Regions from separate parts of the Mus musculus genome. Here region 1 is linked to region 2. The links are chromatin loops, found by intact Hi-C in ENCODE. Cell type or tissue: gastrocnemius. All regions are shown on one strand. Each heading gives the region's core, and the rest is flanking DNA. Links, peaks and the distances in the headings are about the cores only.

The links. Peaks named below come from ENCODE experiments on the same cell type or tissue, not always from the same donor. Only the 100,000 strongest peaks of a DNase experiment are listed, where the experiment ranks them.
Region 1: a loop joins it to region 2, with 4 times the contacts of the local background. A loop is called at or near these places in 17 of 42 quality-filtered maps.

Annotation. Positions count from the first base shown.
Region 1 is chr15:44,630,874-44,646,376 of GRCm38, reverse strand. Ebag9 (estrogen receptor-binding fragment-associated gene 9) reads right to left here. Exons shown (of 7, transcript NM_001357691.1): 6 at 9,522-9,613; 7 at 4,857-6,075. The coding sequence ends at 5,955. Among named protein-coding and RNA genes, the nearest start is that of Ebag9, 19 kb to the right of the region's middle. In gastrocnemius, for the core only: CTCF peaks have their summits at 5,943 and 8,292 (motif pointing left); DNase peaks (open chromatin) are centred at 5,929 and 8,585.
Region 2 is chr15:44,435,833-44,450,428 of GRCm38, reverse strand. Eny2 (ENY2 transcription and export complex 2 subunit) reads right to left here. Exons shown (of 5, transcript NM_175009.3): 5 at 12,744-14,596. Among named protein-coding and RNA genes, the nearest start is that of Pkhd1l1, 14 kb to the left of the region's middle. In gastrocnemius, for the core only: a CTCF peak has its summit at 11,111 (motif pointing left); a DNase peak (open chromatin) is centred at 11,085.

The DNA.
Region 1 (15,503 bases), core at 3,726-11,725, 200 kb before region 2:
TATACATTAAGAGAAATTCTAAAGGTATCACCATCCCTGACTTCAAGCTGTACTAAAGAGATGTAGTAATAAAAACTACATGTTACTGGCATCAAAATAGACAGGCAGATCAACAGAATTGAATGAAAGACCCAGATTTAAATCCACATATGTATATGCATTTGAATTTTGACAAAGAAGACAGAATTATACAATGAAATATTAAAAGAAAAAGGACAGCATCTTCAACAAATGGTGCTGTTGAAACTGAATGTCTGCTTGTAAAAAATGCAAATAGATCCATATTACCTTGCACAAAACTCAAGCCCAAGAGGATCAAAGACCTCAACATGGAAGCTCGTGGAAGGGGAGCTCAGGGAATCCTGCAGAAGATGGGGAGGGAGGGTTGTAGGATCCAGAGGGGTCAAAGACACCACAAGGAAAGGGCTCATCAACTAATCTGGGCTCATAAGGGCTCACAGAATAAACAGACAATCAGGGATCCTATACAGGTCTGACCTAGGCTCTCTGCATATGAAATGGTTGTGTAGCTTGGTGTGAATGTAGAAGTCCTAAAATTGAATGCAGGGCTATCTAATTCTTTTTAGCCTGCATTTTTTGGTTCCTTTTCTTCTTACTGGAATATGAGGGGATGTGCTTAGTCTTACTGCAATTTGATATCCCTGGGAGGCCTGCTCTTTTCTGAAGGAGAATAGAGGAGTGGCTCTGAAGGAGAGAGGAGATGAGTGGGCGAGACTAGAGAAGAGGAAGGAGAAAAACTGTGGTTGAGATGTAATATATGGGAGAGAAGAATAAATTTAAAATTAAAACTAAAATAAAGAATCCAAGCTATAGTTTAAATATTTTAACCAATTGAACTACAATTATTATAGTTAATAATTTATAAGGAACCAAACTGACAGAAAAATAAAAAATATATATAACATTGACCAACCGTATCCTTTAAAATTTTCTATATGAAAAGCTGAATGTTTTCTCTTGTCATTCTGCCTCTCAACCAAATCCTAAAGATGATTTGGATGGTCTACAGCATCAAGGTCTCTAAGAAGGCATAGCACTTGTGTGCACATATATGAGGCCTGTGACCTAGGCCTTACAGGAATTATGACCCCAACAAATGAGCTACTGGACCTTACTTTACAAGTGTGAAATCATGTTAATTCATTTTACATTGTCCATATCAGAACCAAATAAACTCTGACCATCTGATGACATAACATTGTCACTCAGTTACAGTCATCAATTACCAAAATTACAACTAATTTTATTAAACGATTTGATTCATTAGATAGGTGTCTCATCCCATACCCCTAGGTTTTACTATGTAGACCTGACAGGCATGGAACTCACCATGCTATCTTTGAGCTCAGAGTTCCACCTGCCCCTGCCTCTTGACTGCTGGGTTTAAAGACATGTTGTATCATGCCCATTTTAAAGTAAGTTTTTAGAAAACACAAACAGGTATTATTTACTATCACTTATTAATACCATCTTCATTGAGTTAGAACTGGGGAAAACTATCTAAACCCTGTATTTTGGGCAGTTCATAGTTCATCCAGTTTGAATTTTATATTAGTCATAATCTACTAGGAATTTTGACTAATCACTTAATTAACATGCTCTGAAGCTACCATTTATGTTCTACTGACTGAACAATGCAGTTGACTTCCTAAGGTTTATTCTCTATATGTGAAATGATGATAGCGTTTACTTACAGGATAGCAGGCTGCTTGCATAGAGTTTTTCAGACATAGTGCTTAACTTTCCATTGCTGTGACAAAATATCGAGACAAAGGAATGGAGGAAAATCAGAGGTTTTAATCCATGGTGTCCTGGTCCCATTTGTTTTAGGACTGTGTACATCATGGAAAATACAGTGGAGAAAATGTTCTCACCTGTAGAACCTGAAAAGTGAAAGACAGAAAAAAAGGAGTGGACCATGTTCCCAACATGCCTTTCAATAGTACACACCTATGACCACAGACTGCCAGCGGGGATGGAAGACTGACCTGGACATCACACTGTAACTGTTGACTTGGGAAATCTGGGCTTCAGTGGACAAACTCTTACCAAGTCTAACTAGCCAGCTTCTCCTAACTTCTGCAGTGCCCAACATTGGCGCTGTAGAGACATTCGAGAAATGTATCTGAAGGACCTCATAAAGAAACGTGTGCAGGGCCCAATGCCCATTTCCTTTTCAGGTTTTAGAAGAGGCCTGGATTATGTAGCCCAAACTGGCCATTAATTTGAGGCAATTCTCCCATAACCTTCTAAGTCTTGAAATTATGAACCTGCCTAGCTTAAAAATTCCTATTCGATTTTGCATCATCACCACTTAATAATCTCATTTAATCCTTAAAAAACACCATTTCCATTAAAAACAAACAAGTAAAAAAAAAAAAAAGCAAAAACCCTTACAAGCTCAAGACAAATGGCTTAATTCGGTACCATCTCTTTAACTCCATCAAGTTTTCAAAACTGCTGTGACCAGATCAATGGGTAAAGAAAACAGCTGCAGAATAGCCATGGAAATCTGAAAGAGACGGCTCAGGTTAATTGGGGTTGACAACATTTGCAGTTTCTCTGCAAAAGTCACGGCTTAGAATTGACATTCGAAGCAGGTGTGTAAGGACAGAAACAAGTCTTCAACATGAGGCTGGGTAGGACTTAGGATGTTCCTAAAAAGCAGTGTCTCTTTATAGTCCTACAAGGCTCAACAGAACCTCTGGTAAAACTTGCCTCAACACCTCTCAACCTCTCCAGCTACTAAACACACCCAACGGCTATAACGAAGGGACACTGAAGAATAAAAGCTAGGGAAAAAGTAATCTGAGCTCTAGGCAGAGGATGACAAGTTAGAATTCCAGTTAGCCTGGACCACAGAGATCCAGACCAGTCTAGGGGAGGGGCAAGAAAAGGGAAAAAGCAAGAAGAGATGCAGTAGGGAAAAATGGGAATCCTTGGTTGTAGTTGCTCCTGTGATCTTGGAACAAACTGTGAATATTCTAAGAAAAAAAGGAACACACACATAATCACACAGGGTTTTTTTGACCATATAGCAACTCAAAAACAAAGAGCTAAGTCAGAGGTAGCAGCATCAAGTTGAAGTTGCCGATGAATCAAACGTGCTCTTCGTGGATCTGCCATCCTTCCCAGCCCTCCAATTTCCTTCTGCTAAGACATAACCACCTTCCCCAAGACAACCAAGTTCACGCCTCATTCTGCACTTGGCTTCCACTAGAACCATTCACCTTGCACATTTAAAAAAGAATTCCCTTTGAACAAAGGAATAGTGTGAGTAACCGCAATTGGTAGATTACAGCAAACATAAATATAATATCTTACAGATACTATCGATAAGATAAACATATCAGTTGTATCTGACTCAACCCTTCCTTTCACACCGGTCATCATCATCGTCTTAGAGTTTTAAACATTGGTTATGATTAGGCTTATAACTGGTGACAGCCTGGTCCTCTTAGTGTCAGCAACCAATCTTCATCCCAAATCCGTCACTGTTGTGGCCAGAAGTTAGTACACACCAAAACTGAGGAAGCCACGTGAAAATGTTTTCAAATCATCAGTTGAAAATATCTAGTCAAATATCACAAAGGGCCAAGAAAGGATATTTTAGCTAAACTTATTAAGAAATGGTTGGAAGTTAAACATTTCTATTAAACACGTGAATTAAACTTTACATTGTCTTTGTTTAGCTCAAACACAGGATCAGAATATGCGTAAATCTTCACAAACTCTTTAGACCTACCATGGTTCCTCTGCTTTAGTAATAAGCATCTAAAACACATTATGTCATGCCAGAAAGCAGGCAGATCTCTGAGTCTGAGGCCAGGCTGGTCTACAGAGTGTTTCAGAACAGTCAGGGCTCTACAGAGAAACCCTGTCTTGAAAAAACAAATATAAAACCAATTATTAATGCCTTATAAAATTATAAGAACTAAAAACAATTTCTCAAACTAAATTTAGAAGCTAAAGAGAAGCTTGCTACCATGAAGTATTATATGTATTTGACTCCATGAATTTTGTGGGATCACACATCACCAATTTAACATAGAAATACAGGTAAAAGTATTTCAAAGTTGATAAAGAAAAAAATCTATTTCTTCCTAATCTTATAAGCTATAATTTCTAATTGGTTTTTATTTCTCAAAAGCTAAAAAGACAAACATAAAAAAATACCTCTCATACTCAAAAAGCATGACTAAAGCAGACCTCAGTACTTTACAATTATTGAAAGCAGCAAACTGACCTCACTGAAGAAAACTACTCTTTATGAATCCTACATCCATACACATCATATAATATCCTCATAATAAGTAAAATAAGTAATTGGGAGAGAATAATTATTAAAATTCTAAAGAATTCCACTCAATTTTGAGTACTGAAGATATAATGAACACAGTAACTGAGACCGAAGGGAAGACTTGGAGGTTAAGAGCACTGGCTGCTCTTCTAGAAGTCCTGAGTTCAATTCGCAGCACCCACATGATGGCTATAATGAGATCCTGTACCCTTTTCTGGCCTGAAGGTGTAAATGCAGGGAAAACATTGTATACATAATAAACAAATAATAAATACAGTAACTGACAATGTGGTCTGTAACTCAAAAACTCCAACCACAGTTAAATTCAACTTAGTGTGAAAGCAGAAGCTAAATGTTTAAAAGTATCAATGCAAAGTTATTGATTTTGCTATGAAGTATTGCCTTAATTCAAATATATTATATATGGCCTATACACTGTATATGACATTTTAAAGCCTCACAAAACGTTAATCCTAGGCAATAACTGTGAAGAAAATAAAAAATCTTCAACAATTCCAAAGCCACAGAAAATCAGTTATATTTCAATGGTGGAAAAAATTTAATGTATTTTAAACTGTGAGATGTGCTTTGTTTTCCATAAAACACAATATGCAATTATTTCTTTAAATCAACCAATATCACAAACAAAAATATTTATATCTTGGTTTGTAATGAAATCAGTAATGTTATCTAGCTAAAAGAATAGGTACCCTGCATTATATTATGTAAGATTAAAAACAAAACAAACCCAAAACAAAACAAAACAAAATAGAGAACTCTTCAAGAATCACTTAAAAAAAAAAAATCAATGAAAACTGAAGGCTTTCCACATTTGAAAATGGCTTTTAAGGATGGACACTGTTACCATCTTGACATCTGTAATGAAAGAGAAAAGCTACTGATCCTAGTTCTTGTCACACAAAGTTGTCATTGCAGCTGATTTTCAACATTTATACATGCAATATATAAATTACAGCTCTGTATAACATTATAATACTGTTTAAAAGAAAATAAGGATATACAAAATATTTGATAAATAAAATTATTGCATTTAATGTTATTTTCTTAAAAACCCAAATTATCATATTCCTTAATGTTGTACCAAACAATGCCAGTTCAAATTATAGAAAATGTATGTCAACAGTACCTGAAAACAAAATTAAGAAGGGTATAAAGCCCTACCTACAGTTTACCTAATTTACATCAAGTGATCATGGAAACAAAAGATTAAAATTATTTTATAATTATGCACAATGAACAAAAGCATAATAGATAGCAGAGTAGTTTCCCACCATAAAATTATTTACAGCCATTTATTCAGCTAGAAACACTAGCTTGAGAGGTACTTGTCAGGTATATTCCTCCTGAAATAACTTCTCTACAGCAAACAATTGTCTTCTATTTGGAACACATTGAAGAAAATAATTGTCTCATTATTTTTGTGTTTTGAGTCTTGATTACTAATAGTTCAAAGTATCATGGGAGAATCCTGGTGTCCTGAACAGCTCAATAAACACATTACGATCAAGCAGAGTGTTTGTATTCTGAGAATACTGTCCAGTGCATACAAATGCTTGCGTGTAGGCTGTGGGCCCAGACTCCTCCTCCTGGCACGCTCACAGCATAGCCTGTGTTAGGAAAGCTTCACACCGATTTTGTTCTGCTCCTTCTTCATCAGGCGCTGCGCTTCCTTCTCCATTTTCTTCCTCTGTTGTTCTGCTGCTCTCTTCTCTCTGTCTGCAATTTTCTGCTGCCTAAAAAGAAAGATATTCATATCTTTACTTTTATAAAATACTACAGATAAATTATAGGAAAGCTGCCTTCTTAAAAATCAAGGAATAAATATTTAATGTCTTAATTTTCTCATTTCCCTAAAAACTTCAAGGATTTCTCAAAAGGAGTATTTCTTTGTATCCTTAGAAGATAGATGACTTTATAAAGCAGAATATTTATCTTTATTGTACAAATGGGCAAAATGAGGTATGAAGCTAAGAGATTTGTCTGGCCATAGTATTAATATGGGCAGTAAGTAGGAACACACATCTTTTCTTCACACAAAACTCTCTACTTCAACCTCAGCATTTGTGTATGTCAGGGGAAAATTATCCAAAAAGTTTGATATTAGAATTAATTATCTTGTTATTATAATAGATTTTTTTAATCAGCTAAGGGATATTAAGAACCTACTCCAAATAAGTGGAATTTCAGACATATCTTCTACTCAGAACCAAGAAATTTAAAGAGTAACATTTGAGCAGCTCCATAAGGCATACTAGTAGGTATTTATCAGTTTCACACTATAACCATGCCTGGTTCTTAGCCTAACATAACTCCACAGACTAGAAATAAGAAAAGCACTCTATACTATCCAATTGGCTTGCTAGGAGACTGGGCCTGGGATGATGACAGGAGAGAGGAGAGAGTACCAAATTAAGGGTGAAAAAGTAACTCAAAGAAATAGGTTAGGTTGAGGGGAAACATGGTTAGCACTGAGCATACAACAAGCAACATCTACATCTATACAGAACAAGCCAGGCTGGGGCACGGAAATGAGCATATGTTCAACTTAAAGTTCATGAAAGTGATAAGTTAATGCATATTACATACACAAATATGCATATGCATGTATATACAACTGGTTTTCAGTAATAGTTACGAATGCAAGGACATAGAGTTGCAAATGACCAAAATCCCACAAAGAAAAAGTTTCTTTGTGGCAACACTCCAACTTTTACCATTAATTAACCAAATTTAAAGAAGGAAGGAAAACTTACTTTATACTAGCTATGCTCAAAGTATAAGAAGATCTGAAAATTTTTACTAAAAATGAAACCTGAGACATGTAAATTGTAGGAAAAAAAATAATTATAAAGTAATGAATGGCTTATAAAAAGATAAACTTTGACCTGGTTCCTATCTGAAATGAAAATAGCAGCAATGAATGTTCCAGGCACAAGAAACAATTTGGAGATTACTGAAGACCAAAAAAAAATGTATTTTCAGCCAGGCAGTGGTGGCGCATGCCTTTAATCCCAGCACTTGGGAGGCAGAGACAGGTGGATTTCTGAGTTTGAGCCCAGCCTGGTCTACAGAGTGAGTTCCAGGACAGCCAGGGCTATACAGAGAAACCCTGTCTTGAAAAACCAAAACCAAAAAAAATAAAATAAAATAAAATAAAATAAAATAAAATAAAATAAAACAAAACAAAAAACAAAGTATTTTTCCCATTCAGATCCAAGTCTGGAATTGCTTCAGTACTAGAATCATACTCTTCTGACTGATCACAAAACTAGAGTATAGAAAAACTTTTAAACCTGGAGAATTTGGAACACAGATGCACTTTTCCAGTGCTCAGTGTCTTCCTAGAGACACCATGACACAAGCCTCCATGTCCCATTGACAATGCTTGTGCAGTACACAGCATGAAGCTTGTCTATTATCAACTAACAATCTCATTTCACTAAACTGTCATAAAGCACTGTTTTTATTTGTGTTTTATTAAGATAACAAGAGATAGGATGGAAAGGGAAGGTTTTAGAGTAGCATTAAGATGCTCTGCTCATAGCTAAAAATTCCATAATATTATCATTAAGATTATTAGATTCTAATGAACAGCTCTTTCCTTTACCCTTGTGCTTCATAAAATTAATAATTACAATCCTCCAAATTTTCTAAAACATTCTAATTGTTGGACCAATTATTTATTTTTTTAAAATCAGAATAAAAATGTCATTTTCTGGTGATCCTTGCAACTGTGTTATTTAGTTCACAATTTTAAAAATATCCTTTATTAAAGACACAGTTACACTGACTAAAGGGAAGCTAAATATGAAAACATCTTACAACTTCATTTTAAAACTATGATTCTCCCCTCCTGTTAAAAAGAAAAAAAAAAAAAAGATGCTAAAAAACAAAATCTAAAAGAGAAAGACAAAAGTTCTACATATTTAACTGCACCCTCTGCTGGTTATTCAAGGTTACTATAAATTTGCCATCAAAGATAAGAAAAATAAAAATAAAAATCAGTTCAATTGTTAAGACAGCTAAGAAAAGATAATTCATTTTCTATCCATAGGGCAAAACCAGTAACAATATCAAATCAAATCTCTATCACTGTATTTTGCTAGTTTTTTACATTTTATTTTATGTGTATGTGTGTGCGCCTCCATATTCATTATGTGTATCATGTGTGTACAAGTACCCACAGGGATCAGAAGAGGACACTGGATCCCCTGAAGCTGACATGGCTCCTGGGAACAGAACCTGGGTCTCCTAGAAGGGACTGCTCTTACCCACCGGGCCACCTCCCAGCCCCTTGCCATATGACCTAGGTGTCTAAAGAGGCTAGACAGATTTACACATGAGTTTGTATCAGAGATAAGTCCCGCTTCTGCTTGCTAGTCATTTTTCCTTTCCTTTTTTGACCAAACACAGAAGTGCAAAAACTAAGTTTTCTACTCATATAAACATAGAATGAACATCCAACAAACATGAACTTTAAAACTACAGAATAATATTTACTTTTCTGTATAATGGGTGATCTACCTGTTTTATGGGACTTTCAAAGACACTAAAATTAAGATACATGTAGAGATTAAGGGTGCTTTATTAGCTACTTTCATTCAGATGTGAAGTTCTGACACTATTTTAAATTGTGAAACAATAAAAACAAAATTACAACTTCTAATCTAGAATAGGATATGATAGTGGCTCACATTTCACAATAGGGTATTATGATATCATGTGGCATGTGCATGCAAAGAAGTTTTGCCCTTAAGATTAATAACCTTGGGCTGGAGAGATGGCTCAGCAGTTAAGGGCACTGACTATTCTTCCAGAGATTCTGAGGTCAATTCCCAGCAACCATATGGTGGCTCACAACCATCTGTAATGGGATACCATCAATACCATCTTCTAGTGTGTCTGAAGAGAGTGACAGTGTACTCATATACATAAAATAAATAAACAAATAAATAAATCTTTTTGATTCAAACAATATTTTAAATTCATAGTATTTATAACAAGATATAAAATCTGAAATTCCGACCAAGTTTAATAAGAAAAGAGTTTAATAAGGTCAGTATGGGTATATAGAGACAGACAGAACATTTGGCAGAGTAGATTTTCTTGACCTTAAATATAACCAGGAAGAAATCTAAGTTTTCTACACAAGGTGTAATATGATAAAGTCATCCAATACCTCAGCACCTCTTCTGCTTGCCAGGCTGCATCTTCTTCCTCTTCCCACGCATTGCTATTTTCTTGCCATGTATCTAAGTCACCTAATTCTGACTATATTGAAAAATAAAGAAAAATTAAGATAGTAAAGAGTCATCATTTCTCTAAATAGCAGTTCAAACCCAAAACAACCCAAAAAACGAGGAACTTTAAATATCTATCTAACAGGAAATACCTGTTCCTCTCCTCTAGTCCCTAACTTCCATACTGATCCCTACATAGGCCACAAAGGCTCTAGCGTCTTGTTTGCCTAGAACTGCAAGTTTCAACAATGCTATGATGCGTGACTTTCCCAAGGGATAAAAATGTTCTCTGTAACGTGCAATAGTGGCATGCCTTATGTGCTAACCAACTGCTGACTGGACTTGAGGTTGACTTCACAACAGGAAATGCATGCCTGGTACAGTAAACCTGATCAAATGTCCATGGCTAGGGAGGCCATAGTCACTAATAGGGAACAGTTACTGCTGCTGTTCTCCTAAATAGACATGCTCTGCTCACTAAATTGCCTTTTAAAGATTTATGGTTATGCCTATAATTTGGAGCTGCTGTCAGCTTTGGTCCGAGAAGCTGTTTTCCAATTGGCTGTGGTTACTGTAGACTTCTAAGTGGTCAAAATGACCAGAATCAATGACTGCCGAACTGATTCTGCCTAACACTGAGATGATATCCTTTTCAGTACTTCCTGCCTCCACCACTAAGGCTCAGAAAACACCATGGATGGAACAAAAACTGAGGGAAGCCAAGTATTGTGGAATGCAGTCTTCCCAGAGTGGCACAGCAACTGCCCTCAAGAACTCACAGCTCCTATGATTCACTGCACAAGCAAGATTTGCACATGAATAATAGTACCCCCAACATTGGAAGTCGCTTATGTGGCCTCTTCAACCCTTATGGACCTATAGGCAGTTAATGATAGCCAGGTGGGAGTGGGGCAGAAAGACATTTTTTTCAATGCTGCAGGCACTGGGCAAATTACCCATGCTCCTATAAGCAATCCCAACTAAAATTCATTAACACACACAGACAAACACACACAACCACAAACAGACACGGGGTGGGGGTGGGGGGGAGAGAAGAGAGGGAGAGGGAGAAGAAATGGGAGGGGGAGAAGAAGAGGGAGAGGGGAGAGAGAGAGAGAATCAGACAGACCAAGACAGAGAGACAGAGAGAGGTTGGAAGGAAGAAAGAGAGAGACTATATGTGTTGAGGAAGACCAGCTTTCTTCACATCATATGTTTTACAGAATGCTGTTTCCTATTTAATTTTGGGTTTCACTTACTTAGTTTGTACTAAGCAAGAATAGATCCTTTCTTATTTGTTTGTTTCTGTCTCTTTTCAGTATGATGAATAGGAGCAAAAAGAAGAGAAAGAGGAGGGACTGATCCCAGATTTAATGCCAACATCTGACTGGAGTAGTCTATGCTGGACTAAGTTTAAAAGTAGCACAGCACACTCCAGTTAAGCACATGAAATATGAGTGTATTCTCAATGGCACTTTCTGTTTTCATCCTACACAGATATAATAAACCAAACTCACGAAAATTGTACTGTATTTTTAACTGAATTTGTAAAAAAGAGAAAAAATCCACTAGATATTATTAGGCTCTATGTTTCTTGTTAGTAATCTTCAACTGATAATACTTGCCCATTTCCCTACTAAAGTTTGACATAAAACATTAGAAATTTAAGATTATATATACAGGTGTATGTGTGTGTGTGTGTATGGCCTGACAGGGATTACATATACATGTATACATTTTTTCACAATACAAATAAACACACACATACACACCATTAAATACAGTAATTTCTTTAGTAAAAAACTGGCCTTCTAAGGATAAAAGAACAACAAACCAAAAATAAGATAGGTAGGTATGCATACATTAAAAACTAACTACATCTGCAACTGGGGAAGTAGCTTCAGTAGGTAAAGTGCTTGCTGTGCCTGAGTTAGGAACTTCAGTGTCCAAGTACAATACTGGGCATGGCAGCACAGACCTGTAATCCCAATGGCTACCAAGTGAGAAAGGAACATTGATCGGAGGTTCACTGGTCAGCCAGTCTAACCAACTGTTGAGTTCTAGGTTCAGAGATAGACTCATTCTCAAAAATAAAGTGGAAAGTCACAGAGAAAATGCTCAGCATTGATTTCACCTCCACATACATGCATTTATATTTGCACACACACATGTGCACGCGCACACACACATGTGCCCGTGCGCGCACGCGCGCGCGCACACACACACACACACACACACACACACACACCCTAAATACATCAAAAACATCCAAACCAAGCCAACAACAAAGTGAAGTTATAAGGAATGTTTTAAGTATAATCATCTTAAGAAAGATTGTTCCTACTACAGGGCCAGGACTCTGGCAGTATGCTCAGATTAAGAAATATTCACATTTGAGTTAAGGCAAAGAGCTGAGCAGCCTCAGAGAAGCAAAGGCTTGTGTGGCCTTTTTGTGTTTGTTTCTTTTGTTTTGCAAACCTTGCCTAGGGAAGTTCTTGGGACCTCACCTCTCCCTACCTTGAGGGGAATTTCTTTTTAGCTAAAAGAACATTGTTGCAGATCTATCCAGATATATCTGGCCTGCTTACTCCATATAAAATTGTTATAGATTTGGAAGTTTGTTTTTTCATTTGCATCCTGATAATTGTAAAGGATTCAATTCTAGTGGGTTTGTGACCATTAAAAGGTTTTGCCCCTAGGTATGGGGCAAACATTATGTAAGAAACATTTTTATTGTCTCTGCTTCAGTACAAGAAGCTAAAAGATTGAATCTTTCAGTGTATATTGTTTCTTAAATGAAAGTATTTTATTAGCTAATGCCTCTAAAGGAAAGTTTCCTCCTGCTTCAGCACAGATAAATTGTGTGCTGTAGACGATATTTTAAATGTTGAATAAACAAGCTTTAATTTGTATGTTAATAGTCAATATATGTGTGTGTGTGTGTGTGTGTGTGTATATATATATATATATACACACACACACACACACACATATATAGCTCAGAGCTTACAATTGCTTAAAATTGTTCATCTCTTAGATACTATGAATTCTCAAATTTGCAATTGTTTATACATATACAACTCATAAGAAGAAAATGTTCTTTTAACCGCCAGGCATAGTGGCGCACACCTTTAATCCCAGCACTCGGGAGGCAGAGGCAGGCGGATTTCTGAGTTCGAGGCCAGCCTGGTCTACAAAGTGAGTTCCAGGACAGCCAGGACTATACAGAGAAACTCTGTCTAGAAAAACCAAAAAAAAAAAAGTTCTTTTAAGAAGACTGTCTTTGGACATTTAAGAATTTGTTCTAGATTGCCTGGACAAGACCTCTTAAGGCAATGCCACGCTAGATTTATATCTCAGGCAGATTACAGGCCTAACACAAGAATAATTAGGCATATAATCTCATTCTTTACATCATCAAAATAGTAATGGCTTAAGATAACATTTTGGTATTTTTAGAGAATGTGCATGTCAAATTATGAAGAATTGTTCTCAGTTTCTGCCTGTTCCACATAATGATGTTAATTCTTGAGGACTTATACTTAATCAATTATTGCAAATGGATACTTATTTCTGATTAAAAATAAATAAATAAATAAGTATGCACATGTGACTATTGATACCTTTTCAGGCTTTCTAGTTACAACTGCTCTACAAGAGAAACAACTAAGAGTGCAATTAGTCATTGCCTATGTTAAATTTTTTTATACTTGGTGTTCCAAATCAGATTAAAACAGATAATGGAACTGGCTATTACAGTCAACAATTTATTGTTTGAGATGTTTTGTCAACAATTTATTGTTATCCATGTTACTGAGATTTTTTATAATTCTCAAAGACAAGGTATTGTAAAACTTTAAAAACTATATCTTCTTAAAAAACAAAGGAGGGAAGGAATTATATCCCCATGCACATTATTTAAATCACATTTTTATTTTTTAATTTTTAAAATTTGGATGTCAAAGAACTTACTAAATGCCTTATAGTATCTCAAAACGAGGCATATTCATGCATGCCTAGGTAAGATGAAAAGGATCCACTTATTGGCATATGGCATGATCCTGAACAGGTACTTAATATGGAGAAGAGGGCATGCTTGTGTTTTCTCCATAGAATGCTGCAAGAACATTACAGCTGCCAGAATGATTCGAGTGACAGGCTGACCTGTGAGTTTGATGAGTGCCCTGACTACTGTGACAAGAAAACTATATTGGGTATATGTTCTTGACCCACCTTTGCTTGCCTCTGTCCCAGATTAGACAAGCTAAGCTGCCTTGCTTCAAGCTTTTTAACCTTATGGGACAGAGAACATTAGAGACTATGGAAACTGACTTAGAAAAATTAGTCAAAAGGAGTTATGATGACTCTTCTCTTTCCTTTAATGTGACCAGTTATTCTGACTCAATCTTAGATTGGTCTAGTAATAATTCCAACATTAGATTCCTATTATGAAGGCAGCTAAAAATCTTTATTAGTTAGCAGAGTTAACTTGGTGCATAGCCTATTTACATGAGAAGTAACAGTTTTTCTGTGATTCTCAAAGCCACCTCCCCCCACACTGGGAGGCCAGAGTTTGAGCTTGATCCTGGCTAATTTGCAACTGAATAGAGTACCTGGACTTCCCCACAGACAGACTTTATCCTTTAAACACAAATCCTATGTTGCTTTTCAACTCTTGGCTTTGTGTTTCAAGCAGGTCAGTCAACATCTTCTACAAGCATGCAGGCTTGCCTTCAGCAAGCACAGGTGGCAGAAATTCATAGATATGAAGAAATGTATTGAGTATATATTATGGCTTTGGTCTGATTGGGAATAAGGTGTGCTATGGGGGCCGGTTAGTCAAAGATGGGCCACTGAGATTTCTGGACTATTTCAAAATCTAAGACAGAGGTATGTGCCAAGAGGCCATGGTTTATTCACAGTAACACCATAGAGCTGTGTTTGTACAAAATAAACACAAGCAAGCTACACATTCTTCCATGACGGATAAGAATAGTTCATAGAAAATCTAAGTCCCAAGCCAGACATGGCTGCCAGCCACCATAATTCCCAGGCAGGACCATGGAGAAATAAATTTTATGCCCCAGTCCAGCTAACTTTAGGGAGGAATTGTAGCCTCCCCCAGCCTTGAGCAGGCTGATTCAGATCTATGCTGCCACTGTGAATGAGACCACCTGGGGTATGGAGTGGAGTCTTCTGTTCTATTGCTCTGTCACCTACACTGCTCTGCTCTTCTCCAAGATGCTGCTACTCTCTGAGAAGCTGAACCTGTCTTCCTGAGATATTCCTGGGATAGCTGACAACCTGTGGAATTGGCGACCTAATGTTAACACCTCTAGCAGACTAAGTGCTAACAACTTGGCAACAAAGCATCAAGAAGCCTGGCATGGCAGGGGATGGGCCTCCCCCCTTTATAAGCACAGACTCTTAGTAAACATGGTGCCTTGATCAGAAATCTGTCTTGGTCTTGTTTCTTCTTGGTCTTGTTTCCTCCCTTACAGCTGCAGCCTCCCACTCAGGAACCCAGTTCCTGTGGCCGTTGGCAGCTACAGGAGAGACATTTTCTTCAGTAGTATAGACATTGGTAACTGCCACTATAAATAATCCCTCAGCCAAGCCCTCCATGGAACCTAATAAAATGTACTAGGTCATTTTAAAAAAAAAAGATATGAAAGTAGAATTTCTATAATGTTATATTTTCATAGCACCATGTAAGTGTTATTGTTTCTAATTGTGTTGTAAACCTTTAATTCTGCCTAAGCACTATAATCAATCCCTTCCTCTTCCCATACCCTGGGACTGCCACAAGGAAATCCAACCAACCCGATACATGAGTACACACTTAAGAAATAAAGATTTCCTGTAAACCTTTCAAGGTGAGCACACCAGTCCTACTGAACCATCAAATCTGCAGCTGACTA
Region 2 (14,596 bases), core at 6,595-14,594:
CAGCCCATGAGACAGAGTGGTGAATGCTGGGATGCATGTCGGTGAATGGGGAAGGAGATACTTGAAAAGTGCACTAGTCTTGGGCAAGGGAAAAGAAATGTTCATTTGAGATTGTAACCATTCATTTTTTTTTCAAATCACATTAGGAGATTGAAATACTATTGTTAGAATGTTCAGATCTCTTAAAGAAATATCCAGGGCCAAGGCAATCAATACTGTCCTAGTTTGCATCTCCGTTGTTGTGATCAAACACTCTGGCAAAAGGCAACTGGGGGATGAAAGGTTTATTTAGTTTACAGTTTATAGTTCATTATTAAGGAGATTGAGTCAGAAACCATGGAACAATGTTGCTTGCTGGAATGTTTTTCCTGGCTTACTCAGCTTGCTTTCTTACGCAACTCAGGGCAACCTGCCCTGGGAGGCACTATTCACGGTGGACTGGCCCCTCCTACTTGTATCCGTAGTTAAGAACATATTTCACAGATATCCCCACAGGCCAATCGCATGGAGGCAATTTTACAGTTGAGATGCTGTTTTCTCTAGTTTCTGTCAAGTTGATACAAGCTCATCAGGAAAGTTGACCCACTGCTGGGAGGTAGTGGCACACGGCTTTAATTCCAGCACTTGGGAGGCAGAGGCAGGCAGATTTTTGAGTTTGAGGCTAGCCTAGTCTCCAGAGTGAGTTTCAGGACAGCCAGAGCTACACAGAGAAACCCTGTCTAGAAAACAAACAAACAACTGTCAGCTTTCATACACAAACATATTGCTAGTCAACCATACCTTTTTCTTACTGGTTTATCTCCCACAACTCTTGTTAAAATCAAAATATAAATTTAACTATTTAAAAGTCCAATATCCAGGACTCACTTATATTTTTGGTTCCAAAGAGTATGGATAGCCCCACCTCTATGCTTCTGCCATCTACAGCACAGTTTGTGTCATATGCTCAGTCCAGATCGACTCCTCATCTGATGCAGATGAGGAATAACCTTGGTGGTTATTCTAGAGTGCTAACATATCTGTATGTTGGAGTCTCCATGGCAAATGAAGTTTTACCTTCACTGATCCTTTCCTGGCCTCTTCCAGGACTCTGATGCTGGTATATGGTACCAACTGTTAGCTTTTCTCCATGATCTCTGCAATGCTGTAGATTCCATGTTGCCCAAAACAGTACCAGTGAAAGAGAGATTGGCCTGTGGGGATATCTGTGAAATACGTTCTTAACTACTGATACAAGTGGGAGGGACCAGCCTACCGTGGAGAGTGCCTCCCTGGGCAGGTTGTCCTGAGTTGTGTAAGAAATCAAGCCATTAGCAAGTTTGGTTGCTAGTTTGAGATGCAGCCTTCAGCCACTCTGGACTACAGCTTCTGTGTGGTGGCTGTGAGTAAATACTTTCCAGAAGATTTTGCCTCAAAGATGCTGGTCTCTTTTTAATTGAGGCTGGTTTTTCATACCCAGCTAACTAGAATTTATTGTCTTAATAAATCAAAGGTTTCATTTTAGTGGTGCTAATATATTATTAATCACAAATGATTATTCAGTTCTAGCTGATCAGGAACTACAGATTCTTAATTCTAGTTCTTGGTTTTTTTATTAGATATTTTCATTTATATTTCAAATGCTATCCCCTTTCCTAGTTTCCTCTCTGAAAATCCCCTATACCCTCTCCCCACCCCCTGGTCCCAATCCAGCTTCCTGGCCCTGACATTCCCCTATACTGGGGCATAGAATCTTCGCAAGACCAAAGGAATCTCCTCCCATTGATGGCTGACTAGGCCATTCTCTGCTACATATGTAGCTAGAGACAGGAGTCCCATCATGTATTTTCTTTGATTAGTGGTTTAGTTCCAGGGAGCTCTGAGATTGCTGGATAGTTCATATTGTTGTTCCTCCTATGGGGCTGCAAACACCTTCAGCTCCCTGGGTACTTTCTCTAGCTCCTTTATTGGGGACCATGTGCTCTGTCCAGTGGATGACTGTGAGCATCCACTTCTGTATTTGCCAGGAGCTGGCACAGCCTTTCAGGAGACAACTATACCAGGCTCCTGTCAGCAAAATCTTGTTGGCATCTGCAATAGTGTCTAGGTTTGGTGGCTGTTTATGGGATAGATCCCCAGGTGGGGCAGTCTCTAGATGGTCACTACTTCAGACTCTGCTCCAAAGTTTGTCTCTGTAACTCCTTCTATGGGTGTATTATTCCCCCTTCTAAGAAGGATCGAAGTATCCACACTTTGGTCTTCCTTCTTTTTGAGTTTCATGTGTTTTGCAAATTGTATCTTGGGTATTCTAAGTTTCTGGGCTAATATCCACTTATCAGTGAGTGCATATCAAGTGACTTCTTTTGTGATTGGGTTACCTCACTCAGGATGATATCCTCCAGTTGAATCCATTAGCCTAAGAATTTCATAAATTTGTTGTTTTTAATAGCTGAGTAGTACTCCATTGTGTAAATGTACCACATTTTCTGTATCCATTCCTCTGTTGAGGGACATCTGGGTTCTTTCCAGCTTCTGGCTATTATAAATAAGGCTTCTATGAACATAGTGGAGCATGTGTCCTTATTACAAGTTGGAACATCTGATTATATGCCCAGGAGTGATATTGCTGGATCTTCCGGTAGAGCTGTGTCTCGTTTTCTGAGAAACCACCAAACTGATTAACAGAATGGTTGTACCAGCTTGAAGTCCAACCATCACTGAGGCGTGTTCCTCTTTCTCCACATCCTCGCCAGCATCTGCTGTCACCTGAGTTTTTGATCCTAGCCATTCTGACTGGTGTGAGATGGAATCTCAGGGTTGTTTTGATTTGCATTTCCCTGATGATTAAGAATGTTGAACATTTTTTCAGGTGCTTCTCGGCCATTCGGCATTCCTCAGTTGAGAATTCTTTGTTTTGCTCTGTACCCTAATTTTTAATAGGGTTATTTACTTTCTGGAATCTAACTTCTTGAGATCTTTATATATATTGGATATTAGTCCCCTATCCGATTTAGGATTGGTAAAGATCTTTTCCCCATATATTGATGGCCTTTTTGTCTTATTGACAGTGTCCTTTGCTTTACAGCTTTGCAATTTTATGAGGTCCCATTTGTCGATTTTTGATCTTATAGTATAAGCCATTGCTGTTTTGTTCAGGACTTTTTCCCCTGTGCCCATATCTTCGAGACTTTTCCCCACTTTCTCCTCAGTTTCAGTGTCTAGTTTTCTGTGGAGTTGCTTGATCCACTTAGACTTGAGCTTTGTACAAGGAGATAAGAATGGATCAATTCGCATTCTTCTACATGCTAACCGCCAGTTGAGCCAACACCATTTGTTGAAATGCTGTCTTCTTTCCACTAGATGATTTTAGCTCCTTTGTCAAAGATCAAGTGACCATAGGTATGTGGGTTCATTTCTGGGACTTCAATTCTATTCCATTGATCTACCTGTCTGTGGCTGTACCAGTGCCATGCAGTTTTTATTACAATTGCTCTGTAGTACAGCTTGAGGTCAGGTATGGTGATTCCACCAGGGTTTTTTCTTATTGTTGAAAATAGTTTTTGCTATCCTAGGTTTTTTGTTATTCCAGTTGAATTTGAAAATTGCCCTTTCTAACTCGGTGAAGAATTGAGTTGAAATTTTGATGGGAATTGCATTGAATCTGTAGATTGCTTTTGGCAAGATAGCCATTTTCACTATATTAATTCTGTCAGTTCATGAGCATGGGAGATCTATCTATCTTCGGAGATCTTCAATTTCTTTCTTCAGAGACTTGAAGGTCTTATCATACAGATCTTTCACTTTCTTAGTTAGAGTCACACCAAGATATTTTATATTATCTGTGACTATTGTGAAGGGTGTTTTCCCTAATTTCTTCTCAGCCTGTTTATCCTTTGTGTAGGGAAAGATCACTGATTTGTTTGAGTTAATTTTATATCCAGCTACTGCACTGAAGCTGTTTTTTAGATTTAAAAGTTCTCTGGTGGAATTTTTAGAGTCACTTATATATACTATCATATCATCTGCAAATAGTGATGTTTTGACTTTTTCCTTTCCAATTTGTATCCCCTTGACCTCCTTTTGTTGTGTAATTGCTCTCGCTGGGACATTAAGTACTATATTGAATAGGTAGGGAGAAGGTGGGCAGCCTTGTCTAGTCCCTGATTTTAGTGGGATTGCTTCAAGTTTCTATCCATTTAGTTTGGTGTTGGCTACTGGTTTGCTGTATATTGCTTTTATTATGTTTAGGTATGGGTCTTGAATTCCTGATCTTTCCATGACTTTTATCATGAAGGGGTGTTGGATTTTGTCAAATGCTTTCTCAGAATAAAATGAGATGATCATGTGGTTTTTGTCTTAGAGTTTCTTTATGTAGTGGATTACATTGGTGGATTTCTGTATATTAAGCCATCCCTGCATCCCTGGGATGAAGCCTACTTGACCATGATGGATGATTATTTTGATGTGTTTTTGGATTCGGTTCACAAGAATTTTATTGACTATTTTTGCATTGATATTCATAAGGGAAATTGGTCTGAAATTCTCTTTCTTTGTTGGGTCTTTTTTTTTCCCCCTGAGACAGAGTTTCTCTGTGTAGCCCTGGCTGTCCTGGAACTCACTTTGTAGACCAAGCTGGCCTTGAACTCAGAAATCCACCTGCCTCTGCCTCCGTGGTGCTGGGATTAAAGGTGTGCGCCACCACGCCCGGCTCCTTTGTTGGGTCTTTGTGTGATTTAGGTATCAGAGTAATTGTGGCTTCATAAAATGAATTGGGTAGAGTGCCTTCTGTTTCTATTTTGTGGAATAGTTTGAAGAGAATTGGAATTGGGGTTTTTTTTTTTTTTTTTTTTTTTTTGAAGGTCTGATAGAACTCTGCACTAAACCCATCAGGTCATGGGCTTCCTTTTGTTGGGAGAGTATTAATGACTGCTTCTATTTCTTTTCTTTTCTTTTTCTTTTTTTTTCTTTTTCTTTTTTTTTAATTAGGTATTTTCTTCATTTATATTTCCAATGCTATCCCAAAAGTCCCCATACCCTCCCCCCTCCCCTACTCACCCACTCCCACTTCTTGGCCCTGGCGTTCCCCTGTACTGAGGTATATATTTGCAAGAACAATGGGCCTCTCTTTCCACTGATGGCCAACTAGGCCATCTTCTGGTACATATGCAGCTAGAGACACGAACTCTGGGGGTACTGGTTAGTTCATATTGTTGTTCCACCTATAGGGTTGCAGATCCCTTTAGTTCCTTGGGTACTTTCTCTAGCTCCTCCATTGGGGGCCCTGTGATCCATCTAACTGTGAGCATCCACTTCTGTGTTTGCTAGGCCTCGGCATAGCCTCACAAGAGACAGCTATATCAGGGTCCTTTCAGCAAAATCTTGCTAGTGTATGCAATGGTGTCAGCGTTTGGAGGCTGATTATGGGATGGATCCCTGGGTATGGCAGTCTCTAGATGGTCCATCCTTTCATCTCAGCTCCAAACTTTGTCTCTGTAACTCCTTCCATAGGTGTTTTGTTTCCAATTCTAAGAAGGGGCAAAATGTCCACACTTTGGTCTTTGTTGTTCTTGAGTTTCATGTGTTTTGCAAATTGTATCTTATCTTCTTTTATTTCTTTAGGGGATATGGGACTGCTTAGATCATTGATCTGATCCTGATTTAACTTTGGTACATGGTATCTGTCTAGAAAATTTTCCATTTCATCCAGGTTTTCCAGTTTTGTTGAGTATGGCCTTTTGTAGTAGGATCTGGTGATGTTTTGGATTTCCTCAGGTTCTGTTGTTATGTCTCCTTTTTCATTTCTGATTTTGTTAATTAGAAATTAATTAACTGTCCCTGTGCCCTCTAGCTAGTCTGGCTAAGGTTTTATCTATCTTGTTGATTTTCTCAAAGAACCAGCTCCTGGTTTGGTTGATTCTTTGTATAGTTCTTTTTGTTTCCACTTGGTTGATTTCAGCCGAGTTTGATTATTTCTGGCATTCAACAACTCTTGGGCGAATTTGCTTCCTTTTGTTCTAGAGCTTTTAGTTTGCTGTCAAGCTGCTAATGTATGCTCTCTCTAGTTTCTTTTTGGTGGCATTCAGAGCTATGAGTTTTCCTCTTAGAAATGCCTTCATTGTGTTCCATAAGTTTGGGTATATTGTGGCTTCATTTTCATTAAACTCATTAAACTTTCATAGTCAGAGGTGATCTGATAGGATACATGTGATTATTTCAATAGTCTTGTATCTGTTAAGGCCTGTTTTGTGAACAATTATATGGTCAATTTTGGAAAAGGTACCATGAGCTGCTGAGAAGAAGGTATATCCTTTTGTTTTAGGATAAAACGTTTTGTAGATATCTGTTAAATCCATTTGTTTCACAACTTCTGTTAGTTTCACTGTGTCTCTGTTTAGTTTTTTTTTTTTTTTTTCCTGGATCTGTCCATTGATGAAGGTAGGGTGTTGAAGTCTCCCACTATTATTGTGTGAGGTGCAATGTGTGCTTTGAGCTTTACTAAAGTTTCTTTAATGAATGTTGTTGCCCTTGCATTTGGAGCACAGATTTTCAGAATTGAGAGTTCATCTTGGTAGATTTTTCCTTTGATGAGTATGAAGTGCCCCTCCTTGTCTTTTTGGTAAATTTGGGTTGACAGTCAATTTTACTTGATATTAGGATGGCTACTCAAGCTTGTTTCTTGGGACCATTTGCTTGGAAAATTGTTTTCCAGCTTTTTACTCTGAGGTAGTGTCTATCTTTTTCCCTGAGGTGGGTTTCCTGTATGCAGCAATATGTTGTGTCCTGTTTAGGTAGGCAGTCTGTTAGTCTATGTCTTTTTATTGGTGAACTGAGTCCATTGATATTAAGAGATAATAAGGAAAAGTAATTGTTGCTTATGTTATTTTTGTTGTTAGAGTTGGGATTCTGTTCTTGTGGCTATCTTCTTTTAGGTTTGTTGAAGGATTACTTTCTTGCTTTTTCTAAGGCATAGTTTCTCTCCTTGTGTTTCAGTTTTCCCTTTGTTGTCCTTCGATGGGCTGGATTTGTGAAAAGATATTGTGTGAATTTGGTTTTGTCATGGAATACTTTGATTTCTCCAACTATGGTAATTGAGAGTTTTGCTGGGTATAGTAGCCTGAGCTGGCATTTGTGTTCTCTTAGGGTCTGTATAACATCTGTCCAGGATCTTCTGGTGTTCATAGTCTCTGGTGAGAAATCTGGTGTAATTCTAATAAGTCTGCCTTTATATGTTACTTGATCTTTTTTCCTGACTGCTTTTAATATTCTATCTTTATTTAGTGCATTTGTTGTTCTGATTATTATGTGTTAGGAGGAAATTCTTTTCTGGTCCAGTCTATTTGGAGCTCTGTAGGCTTCTTGTATGTTCATGGGCATCTCTTTCTTTAGGTTAATGAAGTTTTCTTCTATAATTTTGTTGAAGATATTTACGGGCCCTTTAAGTTGAAAATCTTCATTCTCATCTATACCTATTATTCTTAGGTTTGGTCTTCTCATTGTGTCCTGGATTTCCTGGATGTTTTGAGTTAGGATCTTTTTGCAGTTTGCATTTTCTTTGATTGTTGTGTCCATGTTTTCTATGGAATCTTCTGCACCTGAGATTCTCTTTTCCATCTCTTTTATTCTGTTGCTGATGTTCCCATCTATGGCTCCTGATTTTTTTCCTAGGGCTTCTCTCTCCAGAGTTGCCTCCCTTTGGGTTTTCTTTATTTTTTCTACTTCCATTTTTAGATCTTGGATGGTTTTGTTCAATTCCTTTGCCTGTTTGGTTGTGTTTTCCTGTAATTTTTAAAGGGATTTTTGTCTTTCCTCTTTAAGGTCTTCTACCTGTTTAGCTGTGCACTCCTGAATTTTTTTAAAGGGAGTTACTAATGTCTTTCTTAAAATCCTCTACCAGCATTATGAGATATGATTTTAAATCTGAATCTTGCTTTTCCGGTGTTTTGGGATATCCAGGACTCACTGTGGCGAGAGTACTGGGTTCTGATGATGCAGAGTGGTCTTGGTTTCTGTTAGTAAGATTCTTACATTTGATTTTCATCCTCTGGTAATCTCTGGTTTTAGATATTCTAGTTGTCTCTGGCTGGAAATTATTCCTCCTGTGAGTGTGCTAGCCTCTGTCAGCTCTCCTGGGAGACCAGTTCTCTCTTGAGTCCTGGGGGTCAGAATACTGCCTGGAGGCAAACTCTCTGCTGGTAGGAAAGGTGCACAGAGTACAGAGGATCAGCTCTGCCTCCTGGCTGAGGATGAAGGACTGAAGGGACCCTGTCCAAGAAGCTCTGTTGCTTCTGTGGCCAGCGAGCTCTCCTGCTTGGACCTGCCTGAGAGAGACCCTGGATAGAAAATGGTGGTCTCATTTGAGTCCTAGGAATCAGAGCACTCCCTGTAGGCAAGTTCTCCTCTGGGGGGGAAGGTGCCCAAAGGACTGAGGATCAGCTCCACCTCCTGGCTGAGGATGAAGCTTAATTCAAGTTCTTACACAAAAGCTCCTGATAGAGATTTTGAGGGACTCTCAAACCTCTCCCTAAAATTCATTTCAGCCCTTCATTGTCTTGTTTGCTTTCAACATTATTAACTTCCAAGCTTCCACTGAATAGTCTGTTAGGCTTGGAACACGAACTGCTTTTCCAGCTCCAAGTTCCAAGTTCCTTCTACAAAACTGTCCCTGAAACTAACATGGTCAAGCCTGTCACAGCAGGATCCCATTTTCTAACACCCATTTTTGTCTTGGTTTGTTTTCTATTGCTGTGATAAACACCATGAACAAAAGCAATATGGGGCTGAAAGAGTTTGCTTTGCTTATGTATCCTGACCACAGTACACCGTGGAGGAAAGAAGTCAAGCAGGAGCAGAGGCAGGAACCATTGGAGCAAAGATGCTCACTGGCTTGCTTCCAGACTCATATTCAGCTACTTTTCTTATACTTCCTGGCAGTAGTGTGGTGGCACCAACCACAGCAGGCTGGGTCCTTTCAATCAGTGGTCAGGAAATGCTTCCACATACATGCCCACAAGCCAATCTGTTGGTGGTAATTCCTCAATTGATGTTTCTTTCCAAGTACCTTTAGTTTCTGACAGTTGAAAACTACCCAGAACACTTAACCAAAAATTGTTATGCTTTGAATATAAAATGTCCCCCACAGGCCCATGTACTGAATGCTTTGTTTTTCTTTTGGGAGGTGTGAGAAGACTGAATGGGGAGCCTTCTGGTGGAGATAAGTCCCTGTCCCTTTCTGTCTGAGCTGAAGGGCCTTCTCCACCATAGGTTTCTGACATCAGAATGTCCTGTCTGAATGTGCAAAGCCAAGCCACCATGAGCAGAATCCCCTGACACCACAGCAAGCACCACATCAAAAACAATGCTGGTGATACTCAGAATGCATCATTTCAAAACCAAAACTTAGGAAGACTGTGACATGTTCTTTAACAAAGTTCAGATGATCAGATGCCTACAGAGAATAAGTCTGGAGCAATCATGTTTAAGTTGTTAAATGGGGACTGTGTGTGACTAGAAAGAAATGAAGCAGGCATAGAGATTCTAAGGATAAGCCACGGACTCTGCTCAGGTGAAGTCCTTGAAGCTCTGTAAACTTACTATAAAAATAAAATCTGAACTGAAGTCTGTATTAAGTCACTACAAAGTGGCGGAAATGGAGGAGGAGCAGAAAATGCAGCAGATAAATGTGTCATTTTCACTAAATATGCTTTATGTCTGTGTATAAAACCTGCCTTTATTGGTGGATAAAATATGAAAGACAAAGTTTAGGCTTAGAACTGATTTATGAAAACTGAATGTTAGAGTATATATGCTAGGGTCTTAGCCATGACTTTGACTTTTTATTACCTTTTCTAAAACTCATGACCTCATACTTCTTTATTCTGTGCATTTCCCTAGCCAAAGAGAGAGAGAGAGAGAGAGGGAGAGGGAGAGGGAGAGGGAGAGGGAGAGGGAGAGGGAGAGGGAGAGGGAGAGGGAGAGGGAGAGGGAGAGGGAGAGGGAGAGGGAGAGGGAGAGGGAGAGGGAGAGGGGGAGAGAGAGGGGGAGAGAGAGAGAGAGAGAGAGAGAGAGAGAGAGAGAGAGAGAGAGAGAGAGAGAGATGGGATTGATAGGTAATGTCAAATGGAATTCTTATGGAACTAAAGAAGCCCTCAAGCATATTAATGGTAGAAACAACACTCCCATGTTGTTAGGATCTTGGCCACAGTGTATCTCCACCAGACTGAACACTCCAAATACAGTGTGCAACAGTATTTAAGTCTCCGGCACAGCAACCAAGCTATGGCTCTATGGGCATTTCTGTAAACTCTATCTTGTGACTCTTTTCTTGTCAAAGCCCAACTTTGATATAGGTAGCTGTTTAGAAAATCTAAACTTTGAAGACTCAACAACAACAAAATTAGAGCAATGGAAAGTCACTGATTATCATTTAACTCTGGTGATTCTAGGCACAGTGCCACTTGTGCTTGTAATAAACATGGCTCCAGCTCCTATACTTAGAACTACTCTGCGGCAACACTGCAGCATGAGTGTGGATCCTACATGCCTTAGTTCTTTGATTACTATTATCATTGTAAAACATGTCATTGACTGTCCAGTTCTGGGGTATTATATATGCTCTACGCTGTTTCTCTTTACGAAAGAACAGAGGAAAAAATATATGGATTTTTTTTGGTGGGAACAATAAAAACACTTTTATTTCATTTGTTAAGACTCCCTTGGGCTTGGGATGCAGCTAAGCAGTAAAACTTACCTAGCATACATGGGGCCACATGTTCATCCCCTGCACTACAATAAATGCCAGTTACTGAGCTAAAATCTATTCCCCTCTCCTGTTATAAATCAGTGAAATCAAACTATTTTGGGAACTGTGTATGCTATTTAAATCAACCTCCTGAATTATGGAATTGGCTTCTGAGAACGATAGCAACCTGACATCTACACCTTATGATAGCGGCCTCTTAGTTAGTATCAGCACATTCTGACGTTCTCACATTAAGTTTTAATCCAACAACACTTTCATCTTCAACAAGCTGGCCTCTAAATTGGAATTGGGCCCAGTAAAATGTGATACTCAGCTCAATTAAAGTGAGTCCCAGAGAGGATAAATGTGCAGGTGCCAGGGGCCCCCTTGTGGCTGATAAGTAGAGTAACCATAGGCACATATTGAATTTAATTGCCATAAATTTATTCTTATTTTTCTGTTGATCCAGTTAAAAGGCCATTTTAAGAATTCTCTGCTGAGTACTGAAGACAGAAAGACAAATGGGATACAGTCGAAGCCATAGGGAGTTAAGAGGGTAAAAATGACTAGATTTCAACCTTCCTTGCTAAGTACTATATAGTGATGTTAATTCTGGGAACCAAATTTGAATCCTTTGAAAGCATGCACCTATAAATGAACTCCCCTGCCCTAAAGACATCATTTTTTATGTGAATTTCACAGCAGCTAATACTATCTAGAAAATTCTGACAAGTATGTTATGTCTTTTCCACACACAAGAAAACACATATTTATAAATTTCTAGGCAAGCTAACATAAATCCATATATTCTCATTACCCTATCAGTATTTAGGTCTATTAATTCTTGCCAGGACACTATCCAAACAGTGAAACCAAGGCAAGAGTCATTCTTATCTGCTACCCAGTATCTTATGATTAATGAGATTAGAACCTGAACGATTTGATTGTACTTAACATAGTTTCATTCAATGTCTGTTCAATGGTTTCTGCTCAATAGTAGAAAATATGTAGGATTTTATGAAGTCATATTAACACAAGCTAGGCTTCTGCAAGGGTTAGACATGCGCAGGCATGTGTTACACACACACACACACACACACACACACACACACACACATACACACACACAGGATCAATTCCAACACCAGCTATTGAGCAGCTGTCACCGTTCTCTTGTGTTGGGTGGAACTTTCTATCAAGTTATGTAAGTGTTATATCCAGTTACCAACCAGTCCCTGGCTTGGCATTGCTTAACCAATGATACACTTGTAATGCCTAAAGTGACTGTATAAATGATTTAGTTGGGTCTTCTTTCCCACTATAAAAGAAGATAGAGTGATGACTATACTAGCCCATGCAGGCCTGGAACAAGTGTCTTAAGTTTCCAACACCGAGTGTGAAAGGGTGGAGGTTTCAGTGAATTCCTACTTTACATAAATCAATGAGAGCCAAAAGTGTTCACAAAGTTGATTTATTTACAAATACCAGTGATTCTAGATTCAATCTACAAGACATTTATAAGATGCCAAAGAGAAAGGTGGTAGGGGAGTCTTAGCATTGTTTTAAATCTAGGCTGTTATGGGCCCCAGAGGTGGCACACACCTGTCTTCCCAGCACTTGGGAGGTAGAGGTAGGAGGATCAGGTATTCAAGACTTACCTAGGCTACATAGCAAGTACAGAGAAAGCCTGGACTACATGTGACCCTGTCTCAAAACAAACCGGGGTGGGCGGGGGGCTGGGGGGGGGGAGGGAAAGAGGCCAAAAATACCATTAAAAACAAAACAAAAAAACCCTCCAAAAACCGAATCTATGCTCTCACCTTAAATTTCTACAAAGCATTTTAAACTTGGTTATTTTTCTCATTGTCAAGGAGTTTCCAAATGCCATTTTTTAAATCTTTTGGGATATTAAAATAATATCTTTATAAGCCTTTTCAGTTTGTTTCTATATACAGAATTATGAAGAACCACCCCTTATTTTTAATACTTTCTGTGTACCATGTAAGACTACTTTTTTTTTATAATTGGTAACAAAATGAAAATTCCTATTTAGAACATAATGAAACTGAAAATATTACTTTGGGCGAGATTTTGGGTGTACATATCTCAAGATCCAAATATATAATTCTGTAAATGACTCAATGACATTTAAACTTAATGTAGTGTGGACGATGAACCCTTTTCTCAACTGTACCTATATATTAGGACTTTATCACGTGCTCCTGTAGTGCTCACTCAGTTCAGTCACTGCCTTATCCATTCTTTCAGAAATGAGAATCATACAATGAATTTGTTCCCTCCCCTCCAGATGGGCTAACATCCCTGTGCTCCCAGGTCTCAGGATTCATGCTCAAGGCCAGTGTGAGGCTAGCTGACTGATGGAGGGACAGCCTACCTCAAAAATCCAAAAAGAAATCAGTGACAAGGAATTGAAATCATGAGACTGTCAGAACATTTAAAAACTCAAGCTGAACTCTGAAGGGAAAGTAGTAACATGATGACTTAAAGGGCTTCCTAGATGTTATGATTTTTGAGAGGTACTAAGAGATGGAACAATTTTTTTTTTTTTACAGACTGCAGAGATAGAAATACGTGCTAGATTTAGAGGGGCCTAGCTAGTATGCTGAGTTTGAATTTCATCCAGTATTGAAACATTTCAAGTAGGGGAAATAAATGACCAGACTTGAATTTCATAAGGCCACATAGGCAGGGAAACGATGAGGAAGATAGTGGAGGCACAGAGGAGTCACTGCAATCACTTGGGCTTAGGAGGGCCACAAATGATAATCCAAGTTTATAGCTGGCCCTCAACCAATCAGCAGCAGTAACACAAACACAAAACTAAGGATGTTTCACAAGTAGTCTTGTTTTTTCCCTCCGAAAAATAGCATTAATATTCATCTTGAGTCACTTGTGTCTGAGAGACCCCATGAATAAGGACTAAAACACAGGTAGTTAATAGGGGAGAATCTTACTGTTAAAGTATGGTCATTTAAAGGTGTTTGTGAACTATCCAAGGAAGTAGACCCACTGGTGGGCATATGGGCAGTGAGGCTAGAATTAAGTCTGGTTGTGAGAATGTTCAGCATATATCAATCTGTTGATATTTGAAACATGGCAGACTCACCTCCTGGGATTCAACCAGGGAAAACATATTATTAATCAGAGGACTCAGAAGAAAGTCCAACAAAACATTACTTAAAAGTTACATACAGCAAAAAGTACTCCACAAAAAGCCAGAAAGGACTTCCAATGGTAGGAAGCAGTGTGAGGAGGGGATGCAAAGTTCCAAGTGGAAGGGTGGCCAACATAATCACTCTGCGTCAAAGGTCACACTGATAGACAAGAGTCCATTAGATCTGGTAATCCTGATTGATGTCAGAGTAAAGCTAATTGGTAGAGATTATTTCCCATTAGAGTTCTTTCTTGACCTCAGAATATGGGGATGCAATTTAGAGATTCTGCTTTCAAAGTTCAGATGAGTAGAAAATGTGGTGTTCAGTCAGCTTGGAAATGTTCTGTCTTCCACTAGATGGTAATTTCTTTGAAGCATAAGGAAGGCACATACAGATTAAGTAAGACCCAGTCCTAACACTCAGAATTTGTAACAAAGAAATAGACAACCTACAGTACAAAGATGGAGCATCACAGTTATCAAATGTGAGGAATCAAAAGAGGAACAAACCATTTGTAGACAACCCAGAAAGGCGTCTCAGACGTTAGCACAGAGAATCACACATATAAATACTGGATAATAGTAATTGCTGGCATTTTTTATCTCAACATTTCTAGGCAATCAGTAATAAACAGAGTCCCATTTATTCCAAAATAAAAAAATTGAAACTCATTCATGAGATATTTATTAAAATAACACATTTA